2 separate regions of the Homo sapiens genome follow, and region 1 is linked to region 2. The links are chromatin loops, found by intact Hi-C in ENCODE. Cell type or tissue: CD4-positive, alpha-beta T cell. All regions are shown on one strand. Links, peaks and the distances in the headings refer to the core of each region. The heading gives the core; the rest is flanking DNA.

What was found. Hi-C counts contacts between places; a loop is a spot of excess contacts. Peaks named below come from ENCODE experiments on the same cell type or tissue, not always from the same donor. Only the 100,000 strongest peaks of a DNase experiment are listed, where the experiment ranks them.
Region 1: it touches region 2 in a loop (2.1-fold over the local background); 7 of 110 quality-filtered maps call a loop at or near these places.

The regions. Positions count from the first base shown.
Region 1 is chr11:68,854,230-68,857,136 of GRCh38, reverse strand. The region is part of intron 1 of LOC124902700 (a long non-coding RNA gene); the gene reads right to left. Among named protein-coding and RNA genes, the nearest start is that of LINC02701, 13 kb to the left of the region's middle. RefSeq lists a silencer at 1,488-1,547. In CD4-positive, alpha-beta T cell, for the core only: CTCF peaks have their summits at 1,349 and 1,549; a DNase peak (open chromatin) is centred at 1,526; H3K4me3 peaks cover 581 bases; H3K27me3 peaks cover 1,191 bases.
Region 2 is chr11:68,593,451-68,596,357 of GRCh38, reverse strand. PPP6R3 (protein phosphatase 6 regulatory subunit 3) reads right to left here. Exons shown (of 24, transcript NM_001164161.2): 19 at 140-261. Among named protein-coding and RNA genes, the nearest start is that of GAL, 90 kb to the left of the region's middle. In CD4-positive, alpha-beta T cell, for the core only: no CTCF peak of the experiment used is centred there; no DNase peak of the experiment used is centred there.

The DNA.
Region 1 (2,907 bases), core at 244-2,743, 260 kb before region 2:
GCTAACTTTTGTAATTTTTTGTGGAGATGGGGTTTTGCCATGTTGCCCAGGCTGGTATCCAACTGCTGCTCAAGTGATCTGTCCACCTTGGTGTCCCAAAGTGCTGGGATTACAGACGTGAGCCACCGCACGTGGCCTCTAGATACTTTTTAATTTTGATCTGGTATTTGAACCATAGTAATGATCCCAATATATCCTCTTCTCAGAAAATAAAATATCCCCTCCTCACCCACCTCCGGTGTATTGGTTCATTGCCCTTGCAGGCCCAAGCCCCGCGATGGTGGAATGTGTCTGTTTGTTCCCGACTGCACACACTCCCTGCACCTAGGAGAGGCCTGGAGTTTAGCAGGTGCACACAGGGGCTGAAGGGTTGGATAGAGAAAAGCTGGAATCAAACTAAAAACAACAGAGAATGCTTGAAATAAACGAAGGCGCATTCCAGCTGTGAGTGGTACATCTATTATGCAGTCAGGAAGGAAGCAGGTCCCTTCCAGGCGCGGTGGCTTACGCCTGTAATCCCAGCACTTTGGGAGGCCAAGGTGGGCGGATTACGTGAGGTCGGGAGTTCAAGACCAGCCTGACTAACATGGCGAAACCCCATCTCTACTAAAAATACGAAATTAGCCGGGTGTGGTGGCGCATGCCTGTACTCCCAGCTACTTGGGAGGCTGAGGCAGGAGAATCGTTTGAACCTGGGAGGCGGAGGTTTCAGTGAGCTGAGATCGTGCCACTGCACTCTAGCCTGGGCAACAAGAGACTCCGTCTCAAGAAAAAAAAAAAAAAAAAGAAACAAGCAGGTCTAGGCCAAGCAATTTCCAAACTCACTGTTAAGTGGGGGAAAGCCCGTTCTAGAACTGTATCTACAACCCCATCTGCTTTACATTAAAGCGACTCCTAAATAAAACTATGTATTTCTAGATATATATACGGTACATAAAATGCGAAAAAGACTGGGAGAATACACAGCCGACTCACAACTGTGCTTACTTCCAGAGGGGGAGTGGAAGGGTGTGGGAGGGAGAGGGGCCACGGGGCTTCGCTGTTCAGTTTCGGTGTCTTCTCAAGAGATTGTATTTATTACTCGAGGAAAACAACGTTTATAAATATAAATGTTAAAAAATAACGAGCAGAAACGCTTATATACCAAGTGACTTCCATTTTGTTAGCGCGCACAAAAAGAGTTGAGAAAACTATATGGAAAGTAGCACAGACCAAAAACAGGAAGCAGAGCGGCATGCTAATCAGGCAACAAGATTCCAGGCGATTTTAATAAGCGTTTTGTTTTACAGGTCAGTGTTTCCTGTTTTTCCACAAGGAATGCTTCTAATAAAGGGGGCTTGGAGCAGTCAGCCCGGGGAGTGAACTCTCGCTCCAGAACGGACGGGGTGGGCCGGGAGCCCCTGGGGACGCTGGGCCGGGCCGGGGGCGGGTCCGCCGGGGCTGGGCTGCAGGGTGGACCGAGAACACCCGGAGCAGGAAAAAGTGCTCGGTGCTGAGCGCCGGCAGGCGACCGGGGGTGCTCGCGCAGCGCGCTCGGTCCTCCCTCCGGGTCTCGGGGCTCTGCGCAGCTCCGGGAAGCGCACCGGGCAGCGGGCGGCCATCCCTGCTCCGTCTCTCCCCACCCCCAGTCCCAGCCCGGCGTCGGGCAAAGAGGCAATTTCACACTCTGGAGGGGCGACTGAGGGGTTCACGCCAATGCCCGCTGGTCCCTCCTGCAGTCTAACTTCTTCCACCCGGGCGCAGCCTGGGTCAACCTCCACCTTCAGCTATCGCCCCGGCCGTGGGGGGCCTCTCCTGCCAGCCGCCGCCGACCCAGCTGACTCAGGAGGGTATTCGCGCGCTCACCGAGGACGCCCTCCCCACTCGCCCCTGCGCCTCCTCGTCTGCAAAAGAGGAGCCGAGGATCCCAGCACTTTGGGAAGCCGAGGCGGGCGGATCACGAGGTCAGGAGTTCGAGACCAGCCTGGCCAATATGGTGAAACCCCGTCTCTACTAAAAATACAAACATTAGCCGGGTGTAGTGGCGAGCGTCTGTAATCCCAGCTACTCAGGAGGCTGAGGCAGGAGATTCGCTTGAACCGGGGAGGCAGAGGTTGCAGTGAGCCGAGATCATGCCATTGTGCTCCAGCCTGGGCGACAGAGCGAGACTCCATCATAAATAAATAAACAAACAAACAAATAAATAAATAAATAAAAAGAGGAGCCGAGGGAGAGCCTGGGACGGAACTGGGGCTCTCCATGGGCGCTTAGAGGAGCTGAGGAAGGCGGGGGACACCCGCACGCCCCCTCCCTAGCCTCCGCCAGCTCCTTCCCAGAGGGAAGGACCCGCGGCTGCGCGGGCGCCCTGGAACTAGACTGCGCCCTGGACCCCCAGCCCCTCTGCGGTCCTGCGCGGGCGCCGGGGCCGGCAGGGGAGGGGGCTGCAGCGCCTGGACTGGCCATGGAATTATGTTGCATGAAAAACAAAGAAAGCAGCGCTATTCGGCCGGTCGGCCGCTCCCTCCCCACCTCCCCCGACCCTGGGCCTTAGAGGAGGGTCACTTCCTCCTCCCCACCGGTCCCTACCGCCAGAATACCCCAACTCTTCTTTCCTCCGTCCGAAACCTGTGACTTCAAGGAAACAATTAGCTTCTCCGGCAGCCAATGAGCGCCCAGCCAATTCCCCATTTTTCCAATGCACAAACGTTTTGGGGGGTTGGAGACGCCCAGGACCCCAGAAACAGGACAATCGCAGTTTCGGACTGGAGCGGCGAGGGGGGAGAGACGGGTGGGTCTTAGACAAGGAAGAAGCCTCACTGCAAGCACAGCGGAGGAAGGCATTATGTCTATTTGGGGTAATGGGGGGACGCAAGTGACCTCCGAGTGGACCTTGAAGGCTGAGTGGGAATCTTCCAGAAGGGAAAGGAG
Region 2 (2,907 bases), core at 254-2,753:
GGAATTCACTTGACAACACGCTTCAACCCAACCTTTCCTTCAGATATCATCTCAGATGCTGTGAACTGCTCCTTTGCCAATTGTTCACAATACCTAATTCCAACACAGGGCAGCTGATCTGAAGAATGAATCCACTTACGTTCACTCAGGTCCACCTCCATTTTATCCTCCGTGTTGGCACTGCTGGGTTCAAACAAGTCTTGCTTTGCTCCATCTTCTTCTTCAGAGTCTGTACTTTCCTCACTGTCTGTACTCCCCGAGCTAAGGAAAAACAAGACCCAAGTATTTAACACTGCTTATCAGCCACCAGCTAAATCCAGAAAATTCTAACAGTCATCCAGCAACAAAAGGTCCTGTGGTGCTTCAGCAGGATCACATCTGTCTGAGCACCACGTGGTCAGGATGCCCGGGAAGACTCAGCTTTGCGTGCGTGCTGCCCAACCTCACACTAAGCCTCCACCACAGGAACACATGGGCTCTGCTTAAAGTGGAGGCCACAATCTAAGAACCACCTTCTCGAAGGGGTGGAGGTGTTCATTTCACTGTGGTGTTCATTTGTACTTTCCTAATGACCAAGGAGGTTGAGCATCTTTTTAAATGCTTATTTGCCATCTTATATCTTAACTGTCTTTTCACACTTTTGTGCTTTTTAAAAACTGAATTGTCTTTTTCTTGAGTAAAGAGATTTCTTAACTCTATACACAAGTCTTTTATCTAATGTGTCATTTGCAAATGTTTTCTCCCAGTGCATGGTTTGTCGTTTCATTCTATTAAAAGTGTCATTTGAAGAGTGAAAATTTTAAATTTTGATGATGTTCGGCTTACTAAAATCATTCTTTTATGGATGGGCATGGTGGCTCACGCCTGTAATCCCAGCACTTTGGGAGGCTGAGGCGGGCAGACCACCTGAGGTCAGGAGTTTGAGACCAGCCTGGCCAACATGGCAAAACCCCATCTCTACTAAAAATACAAAAATTAGCTGGGTGTGGTGGCGGGCACCTGTAATTCCAGCTACTCCAGAGGCTGAGGCAGGAGAATCACCTGAACCTGGGAGGCAGAGGCTGCAGTGAGCTGAGATCACGCCACTGCACTCCAGCCTGGACAAGAAGAACAAAACTCCGTCTCCAAAAAAAAAAAAAAAAAAAAAAAAAAAAAAATTATTTTTATGTATTGTGTTTTTGGTGATACATCTAAGAAATCTTTGTCTAACTCAAGGTCACAATGATTTTCTAAGTTTTCTTGTAGAAGTTTTATAGTTTAATGTTTCACATTTGGGTCTAAGATCCATTTTGAGTTAATGTATTATATAGTAAGAGGTACGAATCAGTTCACTTTTTTGAATATGGATGCCTGATGGTTCCAGCACCATTTGTTGAAAAGACTATCCTTTCTTCACTGAATTGCCTTTCGCCTCTATCAAAAGTCAGTTGTCCATATATGCGTAGGCCTGTATTTATGGGCTCTCTATTCTGTTCCACTGATCTATGCCCTACCTTCTTGCCCATATCATACTGTTTTAACTATTGAATTTTAAAATAAGGTAGTGTTTGTCCTCCAATTTTGTTGTTCTCTATAAGAGTTGCTTTGGCTATTCTAGATCCTTTTCATTTCCATATGAATTTAAGAAGCAGCTTGTTAATAGCTACAAAAAAGGCTGGAAGGATTTTGTTTGTGTTGAATCTATAGATTCAACCTGGGGAGGAGAGCTGGCAGCTTAGTATTATAATACTGAGTCTTCCTACTTATAAACATTTACCAAGTTGTCTTTATCTCAGCTATGCTTTAGGCTTTTCAGCATACAGGTCTTGGACATGTTTTGTGAGATTTGTCCCTACATATTTAAATTTTTTCTTTTTTTAAAAAAATAGAGATGGGGTCTCCCTATGTTCCTCGAGCTGGTCTCGAACTCCTGGGCTCAAGAGAGCCTCCTGCCTTGGCCTCCCAAAGTGCTGGGATTGTAGGCATGAGCCACCATGCCCAGTCATATTTAACTCACTCTCTCTCTCTCTCACTCTCTCTCTCACTCTCTCTCTCTTTTTCTCTCTCTCTCTCTCTCTCCTCTCTCCTCTCTCTCTCTCTCTCTCTCTCTCTCCCCCTTTTTTAAGAGACGGGGGTCTATATCGCTTAGGCTAGAATGCAGTTATTAGGTTGTGTAAACATTTAAAGTTGCTATGTCCTCTTAATGAATTGACCCCTTTATCATTATATCACTTTCTTTATCCCTTTCCTTTGAAATCTTTTGAGATTAATACAGACCTTCTGGCTTTTTCTTAGTGTTAACATATCTTGTTCTTTTTTGTGTTTTCATATATACTTGTTTCTTTGTATTTAAATCATTTCCCATAGGCAGCATTAATTAGGCCTCATTTTTTATCCAAACTGACCATCTTTGTTTTTTGTTTTTTTATCTTGGCTCCCTGTAGCCTCGACTTCCCAGCAATCCTCCTGCTTCGCCTCACAGCAGGCACACGCCACCATGCCCAGCTAATTTTTGTATTTTTTGTAGAGACAGGGTTTTGCCATGTTGCCTAGGCTGGTCTCAAACTCCTGGGCTCAAGCAACCCATCTGCCTTGGCCAACCAAAGTGCTGGGATTCTAGGTGTGAACCACTGTGCCCAGCCAATCTCTGTCTTTTAAATGAGGGTGTCTGCATCGTTTGTTTCACATGGTTATTTAGGACTAACTCTATCATTCTGCTGCTCAGTAGTTTTGTTTGTCCAGGCTGCCCTTTGTTCTTTTTCTGCTTTCTTTTGTATTTTATGATTTGATTTTATTTCCTTTGTTGGCTTATTAACAATAACTTTTCGTTTTGTTATTTTAGTGACTATTTTAGGGTTTACAGTATGCACCTTTAACATCACAATCTATCTTCAAGTGACATTATAGGCCTCAAACCAGAAACAACCA